Linked DNA regions of Homo sapiens: region 2 is linked to region 1. Evidence: read pairs that join two places in POLR2A ChIA-PET (ENCODE). Cell type or tissue: CD4-positive, alpha-beta T cell. All regions are shown on one strand.

Region 1 (8,000 bases):
GTTAACCTTTAAACCACTGAAGACTTTAAATATTAATAGTATGCCTTTAATGACACAATAGTGTAGCATCAAGTACTTTAATGTTTGAAATGAAAACAACAAAATCTTGGGCTTGGCACACAGAACCAGAGAGGTATTTAGTATTAACTAATGAATAGGTAGAAAAGATCTTGAAAATGCCTTGTTTGTCCCGACATTAGAAAGGTGCCGGCCCGGCGCAGTGGCTCATGCCTGTAATCCCAGCACTTTGGGAGGCCGAGGCAGGCGGATCACGAGGTCAGGAGCTCGAGAACATCTTGGCTAACATGGTGAAACCCCGTCTCTACTAAAAATACAAAAAAAAAAAAAAAATTAGCCAGGCGTGGTGGCGGGCGCCTGTAGTCCCAGCTGCTCAGGAGGCTGAGGCAGGAGAATGTCATGAACCTGGGAGGTGGAGCTTGCAGTGAGCTGAGATTGCGCCACTGCACTCCAGACTGGGCGACAGAGCGAGACTCCATCTGGGGGGCAGGGTGGGGGGGTGGAAGAAAGGTGCCAATTTTGAAGTAGTAGAGAAGATGGGATTAAAATAAAACCAGTCTCATTATTCAATAGTGAAAGTGGCATTCCCTCAGTCCACTCACATGTTTCTCTTTCAAACCACCCTGTAAGAAAATGTGTTTGACTCCAAATGTCCGACAGTTTGTGGAAGATTATAAATTTTTTTTTTCTGGTCAAGTTCTCTCATGAATAAATGCGTCTTAAAGTACTGGTTTTATACTCCCAAGTGTTTGATTTAATTGAAAATACAGGCCAGGCTCAATGGTTCACTCCTGTAATCCCACCACTTTGGAAGGCCAGGGCAGGAGGACTGCTTGAGCCCCGTAGTTTGAGACCAGCCTTGGCAACATAGTGAGACCCCATCTCTACGAAACATTTTTACAAAATTAGCCAGGTGTGTAGTAGGCGCCTGTAGTCCCAGCTACTCAGGAGGCTGAGTGGGAGGGTCACTTGAGGGTGCAGTAAGCCATGATCAGCCACTCCACTGCAGCCTGGGGGATAGAGTGAGATCTTGTCTAAAAAAGAAAAAAGTACAAAGTACAGCAGTTTGTACTGAACGTTAGAAAGTATTGTCTAAACAGACATTCTAAAACCTACATTGTTCAAACAATGTACTGTGGGGAAAACTAAACCGGAGGTGTCAAATAAAACAGTACTCTGTAAACCAGGTTTGTCACTCTCACATTAACACTAGAAAGATTAACAAGCAACTAATGGTACTCTCTTAGTATCTTTAATGAACATTTTTAAAACTTTAAAATTTTTTATAATTTTCAAACCTACCTATAAGAAATAATATAACTGACTCCCCTCATCACTGAGTTTCAACAATGATCAATATTTGGCCTGTAAGTATATGTTAAGTATATGTTAGTTATATTCACATTGTTGTGCGACTATCTCCAGAACTTAAAATTGAACTTTTAAAACTAGAGTTCATATGCTGACCTGCAGAGGAATGAAGGTTTTAAAAAATAGTTTAAAGAGTTTTAAACTATTGTTGTCCATTAAGTAAATAACAAAATGTCAAAGATAATTTATTCTTTTACAATACAACCTTTTTTTGTTACCATTCTGAAATCTTTGCCCTATGTTGAAGAAATGTATAAAGGCTCCACATGGAACCCAGAATGTATGTAATTGCACACTCAGGATTACTATGAAATCTGGCACTAATCAAACTGATACGGTGCTCCTTTCAAGTCAGCTGTCTCTTCAATCAAGTCCTTCACTGAAGAAATTTCAAATCACAAGTATAAATCTCTGTAGTTGTACTTCTTTACAAAGTCGTACAACTGAATCTCTTTATAAAAAAAAAAGGAAGGCTTTTTATTTCTAGACCTCTACTTCAAGTGAAAATTAAACAATTCAATTCATTAGGCTGCTTTTTGGCAGTCTACCTATAGGTTTCACAAACGACTTTTCAGAGAGGTATCTCAGGAGTTCATCGACTGGCAGACCTAGTTAGCAGGACAACCGAACTACAGGGCACTCACAGGTTTCCTTTTTTTCTCCCGGATTTACTTTTACGTCGCTGGACTATAGGCATACTTAAATCTTATTACAGAATATTTCTGAATTTCCATTCTGACTGTTCAACCAGTAGCAGAGATACGGAACCTGACTAGGGTCAATTTCAAACCTCATTCAGGTCTGTACTATTGTCTTGCTGTAACTAAGAATGAAAAGAGCTGGCTGCAACCAAACTAGGTAACAATAATAGTAAACGCACAGGCAGGAAAGGTAAGTCACAGGTGACTCCCTCTCCCCATCCCCCTGCCCCTTTTTTTTGCAATCTAATTTTTAGAAATGCTGGCATTCTGTACTGCATTCAAGGCCCTTTTCTAGTTAAGGGCAAGAAAACAAACAACTCTGAAAGACTGCCTAGAGAACTGGCAGAAATATTACGGATACCTTAACAGGTATTTTATAACAGAAGTTAAAGTAATATGGTTCTCATAGGTTGCATTTGGTCATTCAATTGCAAGCCTGAGACCCAGAACACAGAAAAGTACTGTTTAAATACACATAAATACTGAGGCCCAAATTAAATCCACTACCAGCGGTCACATGTTGAGCCCTGGCTCGCCTGATTTCTGCAATGGAACCACATTTCCTAATCCCTGAGCATTTGAAGGCTATATAAAGCTCCTTTAGGGGCACTTGTTTCCCACAACTCTGAGCTGCCAGGAAGTTAAGACAAGGGCATCTAAAGGCCTTAACGCCCAAACTGGAAGGCTTTAGGCTAACACCCTGATTAGAGATTAACTGCTCTGAAAACCTGCAACATATTTTAAATGCTTCCCGACTTCCTCATTTCTCTGTATGCAGACATCACCTCAGTGCTATATAGTCATACTGTAAGCTCTATTTTAGATGCTGGGTACAGTACGTATATAGAACGGCCCACAGCGGCTGGAGCCACGCATGGACCCATTTGCTGTGAGCGGGGTGGGGAAGTCAAGTGGGTTCAACGAAATCTGATAATCCTCCATCCTCCCTCCCCCATTCATTCCAGATTTTCTGCGAGGTAGGGTGAGCAACGAAGTGGGGGTGAGTGGTTCCCTAACTGCCCAGGGCCGGGCGCGTGCCTGGGCGGCCCCTGCTCCCCACCCATCCCTGGAGGGAGGTCCTCACCTCGAGCTTGTCTGTCAGCTCCTTATGCATCTGCTCGTACTGCCGGCTCATGTCCTGGTTCCTCTCGAGCAGCGCCTTACCCAGCCGGGCCGCCAACACCAGATCCTTCTCCTTCTGTCGGATCACCGACAGCAGCTCGGGGTCCTGGGAGGGCGGCGGCTGCGGTCCGGCCCCCTCGGCCAGAGACCCAGGCTCGGCCTGAGGGTGTTCCCCGGGGTCGGACGGCCGCTCCCCGGCCGCCAGCAGCGCCAGCTCCTCCTCTAACGCCAGTTCTAGCTCCCCGGAGCCCCCGGGGAAGATGAGGGCGGCGGCGGCGGCGGGACTCCGGACTGCGTCCCCGGCCGCGGCGGGCAGCTCCATGCAGCAGGCGCTGTCCGGCTCGGCGGGTGCTGAAGCGCGGCCGACCAAGCCCAGGCAGAAAGCGGACATGGCCCGCGCGCGCGGAGCCCGCAGCGGTGCGGCCCGGCCCGCGCGCGCCAGGCTGCAGGGGGGAGGGGCCCTGCCGCGCCGCCCCGCGTCCCGCGCCTCGCCTCGCGCCGCGGCACGCGCCCCCGGGTCCCCGCGAGCCCTGGGCGCGGCGCGCGCCGGCCCGCCCCTCCCCCGCGCCGGCGGCACGCGCCCCCTCCCCCGCCCCCGGGCTCAGCTGCTCAGGCGCGCGCGGGAGGAGGGGGTGGGGGTAGTGGCGGAGTAGGTGGTGGGAACGGGAAGGCTGGGGAAGGGAGGACTCAGGAACAGAGACTGAGGGTCGGCGAAGCGGGAGGGGAGGAAGCGAGGAGGAACGCCGCCGCCGGGTTCTCAGCCGCCCTGTTGCCGCTGCCGCTGCTGCTGCTGCTGCCGCCGCCGGCCGGGCAGCGCCTCACGGGGCGGGCTGCGCTCCGCTGTCGCCGCGACGCTTCCTGCTGCTGCTGCTGTTGCCGGCGGCCGCTCTCTGCAGCCGCACTCCATGACCCCCGGCTCCGCGGCAGCCCCAGCAGCAGCGGCGGCGACGGCGGCTGCTGCTGCTGCAGGGGCCGAGGCGGCGGCTCCACATCGCGCGCCGCGCAACCCGGCGAGCTCCTTCCTGCCTTCCCCGGCTCCTCCCGGCTCACCGGGCCGGCAGCGCCCCGCCCCGGGCTTCCGGCCGCGTCCCCTCGCCCCGCCCCTTGCCGGCGCCTGACGCGCGCGGGCACCTGTTCGCCCCGCCCGCGCGGGATTCGCCGGCTCGCGGGTCTCCTCAGCGACGCCCAGGTGGCGCCGGCGGCCTTAACCCCTGCTCTGCCTCACGCCCTGCGGGCGGCTGCGCGCGCCGCCTGCGGAGGCGGCTGGCGCATCCCTCACGGTCCTGGCTGCCTCACCGCGCGGCCACGCCCCCAGCCTTGCACCCACTTCGGGGTGCGGTTCCGCCCTCAGCCTCGCTCAGAGCTGGGGTGTGGCCACGCCCTCAGCTCTCGTACCTCGGGGTGTGGCCTCGCACCCGGCCTCGCTCTCACCTCGGACGGAGCGCGGCCCCGCCCACCGCCTGCTGCTCACCTCCAGGCGCGGCCCCGCCCCCAGCTACTTGGAAGCCGGGGCGCGCCTCAGAGTTCTGTTGCCGCATCTCTGGTGGTGTCTGGGGCAAAGGGGACTGAGGACATTCCTCCAAGACTGGTGACCCGGCCCCGAGAAAGACATACCCTCACGAAATTTAGGTCTGGGCCCCCAGGAGAACTAAGCAGTCAGGAGAGGGAGCCCTAGAGAGCAGTAGGAGGAGGGAGGACTTCGGAAACCAGGCATCTTCATGCTGATGACTCAGGGATATGAAGGACCAGATGCTTCGCAGATCAGCAGCCCGGAGAGAAAGGGTTTCTGCGGAGAAATAACGGAAAAAACTGCTCACAGATGGGAATACGAAGCAAAGAACCTCCCTAATAATAACTACCGTTTATTCGGCACTCAGTGTGTGCCATGTCCTGTATTAAGTGCTTGATAGTCATTATTTTAGATAATCCTCACAAGAACTTTATAAAATCAGTACTGCCGCTTGTCATTTTAACAGAGAAGGAAATTAAAGCCTGAGAGATGGCATCGTCTGCCCAGGTCATTACAACTGGTAGAGTCAGGATTGAGATCTAGCCAGGCCGACGCCAGGGATCACGTGAATCATTATTCTTTATTTTCTTCACATAGAAGCAGTCTTGAGGAAGATAAATGGTCCTTTGTGACCAAGATGGATTGGGTGGATATGGAAGGAACATTTCCTCAATGATTAAAGGAAGGTTTGGAGAGCCTACTGGGTGACTTGCAGTCATTCCTTGGTGTTGACCTCGTTGGTGGTGCTACGTGTCTCCTATTTCCAGAAACAATCCCATCTAAAGCTAGAATTCGTCCCTATGCTTCCTTTTCCTCTTGGACAGACAACCCATTTTTTACTTGGATCATGCCTTTCTTCTTTTCATCCCAGTGAGATGGAAATTTCAGAACATCAAGAGGCTGAAATGGGTCAAATAGTTTCTCATGGTTTTTATCGCTTATTAAATTCAGAGCCTAAACAATATTCAAGTTTTAACATCGTTACCCTTAGACTGAAGGCCAGAATCTGAAAAGCTCCTGGGCCTCAGGGCTGGCATTGTTCACTTGTTGACTGGAAAGGAGACAGACAGTTGAGGGATTCCCACATCAATCTTAGAGCTAAATTTCTGCAGTTGACCATGTTACCATTCCAGCAAGGAAATGTTCTAACACTTTTTATTATGACCTCCCACCTTGAGCTGGAATTGTGGGCCAGAGGTGAGATCCAATTGCCACTTCCTTTTGTCTTATTTGAATCACAGAAGGACAAATTTCTCCCTAATATGTCTGGAGACACATCAAGAACAAACAGGGCCAGGCTCTGTGGCTCCTGCCTATAATCTCAGCACTTCGGGAGGCTGAGGCAGGAGGATTGCTTGAGCCCAGGAGTTCAAGACCAGCTTGGACAATGTAGAAAGTAAAGTTTCCTCTTCAAAGCTTCCCTTCTTGTTAAAGAATGAATAATAAGTGTTAGAAATAATGGTTTCTTTTAAAGACTAACTTCCTTCAAGCCACCTTATTTTATGCTAATAACTCTCTGTTAAGCCCTTTCCTATGTAGCTGTTAGATCTAAGGGAATGAGTACATTCTATGTCCATGTACTTTAACCAAGATACCTGTGCTGGACATGCTCACTGGCATGTCCCAGCTTGCAGCCTATGCCCCTTCCCTATTTGGGAATGTTACTACTTTTCTAAGTCTTTTCATAAATAACTTCCTCTTTTCCTTTGTTCTCCATTGCTTTTACCTATTTAGAAAAGTTTTAAGTTGTTAGCCTATCAGGTTCAGTTTAAATTGTAAGGTCTGGCTCCAGCCAATGGAGACAAGGCACAGTAGCAGGGACAAACTGCGTAAGGGATAAAAATTGCTTCTTTCCTTTATTCAGGTGTGCTCTTGCCATTGTTCCAGCTGCAAGGAGCACCCTTTCTGCAGAAACTAAAATTGCATTGCTGAGAAAACTTTCTCTCTAAATGCTGATTTTTCCTCGTGGTACCGAGGAACAAGCATTCTGTTTCTAAATAAACATTTTACTTATAACAGGCAACATGGCAAGATCCTGTCTCTCCACCAGTTGGGTGGCTCATGCCTATGACCCCAGCATTTTGGGAGGCCAAAGTGGGAGGGTCTTATAAGCCCAGGAGTTTGAGACTAGCCTGGACAACATGGCCAAAACCCCGTCTCTACAAAAAATACAAAAAAATTAGCCAGGCATGGTGGTGTGTGCCTATAGCCCCAGCTACTCAGGAGGCTGAGATGGGAGGGTGAGTTGAGCCTGGAAGATCAAGGCTGCAGTGAGCCCTGATCATACTATTGCACTCCAGTCTGGGTGACAGAGCAAGAACTTGTCAAAAAAAAAAAAAAAAAAAAGAGTTTCAGCTCTTTTTCCTTAATGCAGACATGCAGCCTATCTTTCAAAAAATGACTTTGTTTGCCTGCCTTGAGCCCAATGGTCCTAATCTGTTCCACTTATCTGTTACTGTGAAAATGAACTGTTACAATTCTAACTCCAGCTTCTGAATTTCCTTCCTAACAATGTTCCACTGCTGAACCTTACTAGGAAATGTTCACTTCTTACAGTAGGTTTGGCTCTAAGCACTGTCTTTCTGGGAGAACCAGCCCAACTTTGCAGAACTATTCAAAATAGTGGTTCTTAAACATTTTGGTCTCAGAATCTCATTACACTCTTGGGCCGGGTACGGTGGCTCATGCTTGTAATCCTAGCACTTTGGGAGGCCGAGGCAGGCAGATCACTTGGGGTAATGAGTTCAAGACCAGCCTGGCCAGCATGGCAAAACCCTGTCTCTACTAAAAATACAAAAATTAGCTGTGCATGGTGGCATGTGCCTGTAGTCCCAGCTACTCAGGAGGCTGAGGCGGGAGGATCGTTTGAACCTGGGAGGCGGACGTTGCAGTGAGCCAAGGTCACGCCACTGCACTCCAGCCTGGGTGACAGAGTGAGACTCCATCTCCAAAAAAAAAGTTTTTAAATAATTAATTCATTTTAAATATTTATGATAAACCTATTATATGTAACTATAATGAATTTTTATGAACAATAACTATATGGTCCTAAATGTAAAAAAAACTAGTGAGAAGAATGGCGTTATTCTTCATTTTTGTAAACCTCTGTAATGTATGGCTTAACAGTAGAAAAGTGAATTCTTGTATTTGGATATATCTATAATGTATGATATTTTGAAATATATGAAGAAAATTTGGACTCACAAAGATATGTGGTTGGGAAAAGGAGGAATATTTTAGTAGCCTTTTCATTTTGGATATTTTTCTTTGATATTACA
Region 2 (8,000 bases), 51 kb before region 1:
AACAGAGCCCTCAGAAATAACGCCGCATATCTACAACTATCTGATCTTTGACAAACCTGAGAAAAACAAGCAATGGGGAAAGGATTCCCTATTTAATAAATGGTGCTGGGAAAACTGGCTAGCCATATGTAGAAAGCTGAAATGTTTATACTTTCAAAAGGAGATTGCATGAAAATGCTTGGAAAAGAAATTGAGAACCTTTTCGTAATAAACAGGAAGGCTAGGGGAAGACGGGCAGTTGGAATGACATTCTACTCAGCAAACTTTAACTTAGAACAGGGATGGAAATGGGCTGGGGTGTACCCTAAGGAGCCCTTCACTGGAGACAAGTGGTGACACAGGGACACATTCAGGATTCTCTCAGGAAAGAGCAGTCACGTCTAATCCTAATAAAGAAAGAAAATTTTAGTGTTTTTCATACTTCCCCACCTCACCCCGCCACCACCTGTTTTGGTCATATGGCTCACCAGGAGACTTCTTAGACCTAAAAAGAAGGTTACAAAGTTAAAATGTTCTTGTTTGGAATTGGAGAAGGGTTAGGGAAAAACTGCTTTCCAAACTGGTGGTCACTTTCTTCCCACCACCATAAAAACAAGACTATTAATCACAGTATGGCTTTTTCTTCCCTGAACATGCCTCTTTGACTTTGTTCATGATATACCCTCTTTTGGAATGTCTTTCCTCAAATTTTCACCTGATAAATTCTTAACCTTAACAGCCCAGTTCAGACATAACTTCCATATTGCCATTATAAGATCCCCGGTTAAAATGACTACATTATTTGCAGTGCTGCAATACTCTTATTAGAGAACTTATCACACACTCTGTTTACATATCTGTTTTCTCTTAGACTGGAAAAGACTTAAGGGCAGAAATTATATCTCCTATTTATCTTTGCTTCCCTAATAAAGTACATGGCACATGGCAGGTATTCAAATGCGTACTGTATGAGATAAAATCTGAACACCTTAAGTGAGGGCTTCTTGCAAAAGTCAAGCTATGACTGTAGAAAATAGAAGTGGGATTAACTTTAAGCCCACAAGTGCCCCTTTAGCAAGGTTCCACCAGGATCACCAGAGAATTAATGAGATAATTCCCTTTGATTTACATAGCCCATCCACAGGAAAGGGCACTATTTCCTCCTATAGGTCATCTCCATGGCTCAAGTAGATTTACTTAGCCTTTGATGTAAATTACGCATGACTGATCCATGGATTTGCTGCTCGGTGTTTCTACCTATACCCTCACCCTGCTTTTGCATGTGCAATCTTTTAATACTCAGAACCCATGACTATTTTCCCTGTTCCCTTTATAAACCTCACTCAAGTCTTTTCTTTTATAAAGTCATTCTCATTTGATAACAGATGGATTTGAAATCCTTTTCTTTTTTGGAGCTTGTCATTAAATAGGCACGCCCCAAAATATGTGTACTTGGGAATAGGCTGTAAATTCAGACTTCCTTCATCCTGGAAGACAAGCTCTTCTGTTAGTCTGGGTTGAATTCAACAAACTAAATCCAAGGAAAAGGAAGATGAATATTATTTAGCATTTTCTAGGTCGGAGCACTGCTCTAGGTAACATACCCAGGCTACTTCATTTTATCTTAACAACGCTACAGGATGAGCATTGTTAACCCCATTTCATCGATAAAGAAACTGAAGCTAGCCAAGATTAGGTCACATAATTGAGGTCACTTAGCTAGTAAATGGTGGAGCTAGGATTCAAATGCAGGTCTGATCCCAAAGCCAATGAGAGTGCTACTACACCACCACACCCAAGGGAAAACACACCCCTTGTGTCCACCTCTGGTTAGGTTTAGCAGAAAAATAGACACCAGGCTGGCACTTCTTCCTGAATGCTTTGATATCTAGTTTGTAATTTATCTCCAGCTCTCAGCCCTGACCTCTCCTCTGACTTAGGTTCTTCGTCTTTTTTTTTTTTTTTGAGGGGGAGTCTCGCTCTGTCGCCCAGGCTGGAGCGCAGTGGCACAATCTCGGCTCACTGCAACCTTCGCCTCCCGGGTTCAAATGATTCTCCTGCCTCAGTCTCCTGAGTAGCTGGGATTACAGGCACCCGCCACCAAACGCAGCTAATTTTTGTATTTTTAGTAGAGACAGGGTTTCATCATGTTGGCCAGGCTGGTCTCAAACTCCTGACCTCAGGTGACCCGCCTGCCTTGGCCTCCCAAAGTCCTGGGATTACAGACGTGAGCCACCACGCCCGGCCTGACTTAGGTTCTTATATCTAACTGCCTACTTACCACATCCACTTGGAACACTAATGTGCGTCACACTCAACATGTCCAAACCTGAACTCCTGATTTGAGGGCCTCCACCCAAACATGCTCCTCCTTGACTCTTCCCTTCTCAGGAGATGGCAACTTCATTCTTAGGAGTTTTGGGCCCCAAACAGGAATCATCTTTGATTTTCCCCTCACACTCCACATCCAACCCATCCACACATCCTGTGGACTCTACTGCTGAAATATACCTCAGAGGACTATTATGAGTATGAGATGAGCTGATATTTATAAAGCCATTGGAACACTGCCTGGCATATAATAGGTGCTATATGAGATTTATCGAGTAAAATTAATATCCAGGATGCTATCACTTCTTCCCGCCTCCACTCTCCCATCCTAGTCCCAGCCAGCATCACCACCCACCAAGACTACTGACTGTGGTGCCACCTACTTGGTCTCCCTGCTCCTACCCTTGCCCTCCTACAGCCTACTCTCTGCAGCACAGCAATTCTCAGAAACCCAAGTCAGACTATGTCACTGCTCAAAACCCTCTAGAAGCTTTCTTACTCAGAATAAAACATAATAAAGTCCTTACCATGACTTCTAAGATTCTACAGGATTCCTCCCTGCATCCCAATCTTATCTCAGATCTCCTCTTTTCTCCGCTGCATTCTCTTTGTTCCACTCATACTGGCCTACTTGCTGCCCTCAGACCTGCTGAGCAGACTCTTATTTCAAAATCTGTGCATATGATTCCCCTCTGCCTGGAACATGCTTTCCTCAGACATTCACGAGGCCTGTTCCTGCACTCCACTCGGGTCTCTTCTCAAATGTCATCTTATCAGAGAGGCCTCCTCTGCTCACCCTAACCCTACCTGTGCCGCCCTCCATTCCTTTCCTCTGTTTAATTTTTCTCTGTAGCGCTTATTACACCCGACAGATAGTTCTTTGTTAATCGAGCTATTGCCCCCGCCCCCTGCCCTTGATGTAAGTTTCAAAAGGTCTGGGCCTTTGTTTGCTGCCACAACCCCAGTACTCGGAAGTGAGCCAGGCACATAGCAGACAAATTTGAATGCAGGGAAAACATGTCTATATTAACTCATTTTTGGCTTAAGGTTGTCTGTAACAGGGAACAAAACGGTCTGTAAAACCCCCATATTACATAATGAGTTCAGGTTTCAGAGGTAAAATTTAAATATTAAGAATTTTATCTTTCAATCTTCCCTTTAGAGTAAAACTGATAGAAGAGGAATCATGTTGATTTTTGGCCCTTGCCCCTAACTATTATCAATAGTCACAAATTCTACATAATTAGATATAAAATCTTTCTCCTCCCTCTCAGTTTTACCTTATTTGTTATATCCACTTTATACAAACTATTCAACAAGAATTCAAACATAATGCTATTTCCTTACAGAAAAAAATCATGGCAAGATTTTTTCTTAAAAGTATTTCCTGCTGGCTGGGAGCAGTGGCTCATACCTGTAATCTCAGCACTTTGGGAGGGTGAGACAGGTGGATGACTTGAGGTCAGGAGTTTGAGACCATCCTGGCCAACATGGCGAAACCCCTCCTCTACTAAAAATACAAAAATTAGCCACGTGTGGTGCACATGCCTGTAATCCAAGCTACTCGTGAGGCTGAGGCACAAGAATTGCTTGAAACTGGCAGACAGAGGTTGCAGTGAGCCGGGATCATGCCATTGCACTCCAGTCTGAGCGACAGAGTGAGACTGTCTACAAAAAAAAAAAAAAAGTATTTCCTATTAAATGTTCCAACATGGAAATATAGGGCCAGGTGTGATGGTTCACACCTGTAATCCCAGCACTTTGGGAGACTGCGGCTGACAGATGGCTTGAGCTCAGGAGTTCAAGACCAACCTGGGCAACATGGTAAAACTGTCTCTACAAGAAATACAAAAAAATTAGCCGGGTGTGGTAGTGTATGCCTATAGTCTCAGCTACTCAGGAGGCTGAGGTAGGAGGATGGCTTGAGCCTGGGAGGTGAAGGTTGCAGTGAGCCAAGATGGTGCAGCCTGGGCGATAGAGCCAAACCTTGTCTCAAACAAACAAACAAAAAAACAAAAAGAAAAGAAAAGAAAGAAAAGAAAAAGAAGGCTGGGCTCGGTGGCTCACGCTTGTTAATCTCAGCACTTTGGGAGGCCAAGATGGGCAGATCACCTGAGGTCAGGAGTTCAAGACCAGCCTGACCAACAGCGATTCTCTACTAAAAATACAAAAATTAGCCGGGCATGGTGGTGCCTGTGATCCTAGCAACTCGATAGGCTGAGGCAGGAGAATGGCTTGAACCCAGGAGGTGGAGGCTGCAGTGAGCAGAAATTGCACCACTGCACTCCAGTGTGGGTGACAGAATGAGATTCTATCTCAGAAGAACAAAAAAAAGAAAAGAAAAGAAAAAGAAATATGGAATAACAGAGTTTAGATTTTGGATACAGCAGCTAGGTAGTCTGGTAACATCCCAGTGGGACATTCTACCAGTAAAATTGGGTATTTGTTGATGAAAGTGCTTCTTACATTTTGCCTTACTATAAGGTTCTGGATTGGCTGATGGTTGCCATGGAAACAGTAGTAATGCTAATATGGATTAGCCCCATAGGGTTTTACCACACTGGTTACAGAATTATTTTCTGTAAAGTCACTGAAAAGGTAATACGGTACGTGGGGCTAAAAAACTGGTGACACTCCCTGAAAGTGGGGGAGGGTGGAAGAGCCCAAACTCCTCCTCCAGGCCAGAATCTGTCCATTCCTTATCGTTATAATACCTACAGTTTGATAATCTAAGTTCTAGAGCCTCTTTAAATCCTACATCCTCCATGAAGCCTTTTCTTTTTTTTTTTTTTTTTTTTTTTGAGACGGAGTCTCACTCTGTCACCCAGGCTGGAGTGCAGTGGCGCAATCTTGGCTCACTGCAACTTCCGCCTCCCGGGTTCAAGCAATTCCCCTGCCTCAGCCTCCTGAGTAGCTGGGATTACCGGCATGCACCACCACGCCCAGCTAATTTTTGTATTTTTAGTAGAGATGGGGTTTCACCATGTTGGTCAGGCTGGACTCGAACTCCTGACCTCATAATCCGCCCACCTTGGCCTCCCAAAGTGCTGGGATTACAGGCGTGAACCACCACGCTCGGCCCATGAAGCCTTTTCTAATAAACACCAGCTCTCAGTTCTTGTTTTCTTTTCTTTTGTTTTTGGAGACAGAGTCTCACTCTGTCGCCCAGGCTGAAGTGCAGTGGCGCTATCTTGGCTCACTGCAACCTCCGCCTCCCAGGTTCAAGCGATTCTCCTGCCTTAGCCTCACAAGTAGCTGGGACTATAGACACCCGCCACCATGCCTGGCTAATTTTTGTATTTTTAGTAGAGATGGGGTTTCACCATGTTGGCCAGGCTGGTCTCAAACTCCTGACCTCAGGTGATCCGCTCGCCTCTGCCTCCCAAAGTGCTGGGTTTACAGGCTGAGTCACCGTGCCCGGCCTTGTTTTTGTCTTCTAATTCATATTTTTAAAAGTAGCCTTCATGTATTTTAAGAATCTAATGACAGTCTCTTGCATGGTTCTCTAGATGCAAGTGGAATTAACAACTGTACTGAGTACCCACCCTGAACCAGGCACCCGTGCCAATTGGTGTCACATGAACTATTTCATTAAATCCTCAAAATAATCCCTGTTAGACAGGTATTATTAACCTACTCTTTAGATGAGGAAACTGAACTTCAAAGAGGTTGTGACTTTCCCAATACAGTAAGTTATCTCCCTAAAATAGGCCTTATTACTAGCATTAAACTATGGACTCCTCAAAGGAAAGGGTCACTCAACTTCTGCAACCTCTCTAGCATTCGGAAAAGTCTTGGCTCACAACAGCCAATCAATCAAAACATGATTTAAAGAAAAAAATCAACATAATGATTTAAAGAAAACCAACAATGAAAAAAATTCACTACATTTAATGTGAGCAGGTGGGATGGGAGAGACTTTTTAAAAAAGAAATCAAATGTATTAAGAGACTTCTAACAATGTCCACATACTATTTTGAAAAAAAAAATACAAACACTTATATAAAGCTCTAACTATGAACACATTGATGTTTGGTCATAATCAACTGTAGGATGTGTTATAAGTCATTTCTTATTACTGATAAAGTAATAAAATAAATCCTTTACTTCAAAAAATATCACTAAGAGCAAATTCAAAATGCTCACTATGTTTTCTCAGGCGGAAGGGAAAAGGTGTAGTTACGGCTAGCCCTTTGCGCAAACTGAAGGTAACAGAAGCATTTGAGCATGTGTCTTGATGGAAAACGGGTTAGGAACCACTCACTGCTTTAGGAATAAGTATTGGGACAGGGATCACCTATTTTTGGACTCCATTCCCAACTGCTGCTGGCTCACTGGATGGACATGAGCAATGCATGAAGAATCTGGCCTCTGTCTACCCAGGGCTTCAAAAGCATGGGACAAACTACCCACTTCCAGGTCACCCTTCAGGGGCAATTAGACACTGCTTAATGTTCTGAGCAGGCATCTGTTTTCTTGTTTCTCTAGGATAGTGAGGGAGCAAGAGTAGTTTGCTCCCTGCCAAGTGAATTGGCTTGTGGAAATGAAACCAGTAGACTCTGAAGTTGATTAACTCAGTTGCCTACTTCTGAGAAGGATGGAAGGTCAAAGGACGAGTCTGTTAAAACAAACTCATATTATAAAAAAGTAGGAATGTATTATGTAGACCAGGCTACAAAGAATGTCTTTATGATTTTAAACAAATATAGTTGCTTCTAAGTGAACATCACCATCTCAGGAAGAGTTAGGAGATTAAAAGCATATCACATTTGCTCAGCTATTAAATACATAATAAAAATCAATTTCCTACTTCTCCAAAGTGTTGGAAATTGATTAATGTCTGTGGAAGCTTTCAGGTATAAAGTTCTCTCTCATTGCTGAGCACTATTCTATTTAAACTCCTCTCTGCTTCCTTACTGTCAGTCAACTTCTTATGTCTATCTGGGATGCCAGGATGGAGAATATTAATGAACTGCACGCAGTCTTACAAGCCTGAAAATTCTCGGGAGCAGGGAAGCTTAAAAAGACAGAAATGAATATGTGAAACCTCCAGACCAAGGCTTATTTAAATGCCAGAAAAATTATTTCAAGCAAAAAAGAACCAGTTCCAAATAACGTGTCTCCTCAGATCTCTAGGTGAGAGAGAAGGTACTTTAGAAATCAAAATGAACATTTATTAATAAAACTAACATACCAGAGAAGAGCACAAATACAACAAAGGCAATAATTCCAAATAATGCTGTACCCATTTCATTCAACATACGATTACTGAGCACCTACCACAGGCAAGACAACATGTTAGGCACTGAGTAACTTGTAGTACTGCATTCAAGCAGGACATGAAACCCAAGTGAAACAAATTAGGTGTCACACTTGCTAATGTAAAAGCAACAACACAGAAACACATATATTAAAACACTCAACTGACAGAACTTAAGTTCTGGAAAGTGAATCCTCAAAGCATACTGATTTAATTCCTTCATCATAGATTTGATTTTGGTAAACTTTCATATATGTCTGTGCAATAAGATTCACCAATAGTTGTCTGTTTGTTTTGTTTTTTGAGACAAAGTCTCACTCTGTCACCCAGGCTGGAGCACAGTGGCATGATCTTGGCTCACTGCAACCTCCGCCTTCCGGGTTCAAGTGATTCTTCTGTCTCAGCCTCCCGAGTAGCTGGGACTACAGGC

The links. ChIA-PET counts read pairs that join two places held together with the same protein. Peaks named below come from ENCODE experiments on the same cell type or tissue, not always from the same donor. Only the 100,000 strongest peaks of a DNase experiment are listed, where the experiment ranks them.
Region 2: POLR2A ChIA-PET joins it to region 1 with 16 read pairs; 13 of 35 experiments call an interaction of 5 or more read pairs at or near these places.

What each region holds. Positions count from the first base shown.
Region 1 is chr12:119,985,472-119,993,471 of GRCh38, reverse strand. BICDL1 (BICD family like cargo adaptor 1) reads right to left here and starts at 4,236. Exons shown (of 10, transcript NM_001367886.1): 1 at 3,175-4,236. The coding sequence starts at 3,603. RefSeq lists silencers at 2,889-2,948, 3,259-3,468, 3,479-3,548, 3,599-3,688, 3,969-4,608 and 2 more and enhancers at 2,620-3,591, 3,592-4,565. In CD4-positive, alpha-beta T cell, a CTCF peak has its summit at 4,852 (motif pointing right); DNase peaks (open chromatin) are centred at 3,301, 3,581 and 4,521; H3K4me3 peaks cover 2,277 bases; H3K27ac peaks cover 958 bases.
Region 2 is chr12:120,036,749-120,044,748 of GRCh38, reverse strand. The region is part of intron 2 of BICDL1 (BICD family like cargo adaptor 1); the gene reads right to left. Among named protein-coding and RNA genes, the nearest start is that of BICDL1, 52 kb to the right of the region's middle. In CD4-positive, alpha-beta T cell, no CTCF peak of the experiment used is centred here; DNase peaks (open chromatin) are centred at 3,258 and 4,838.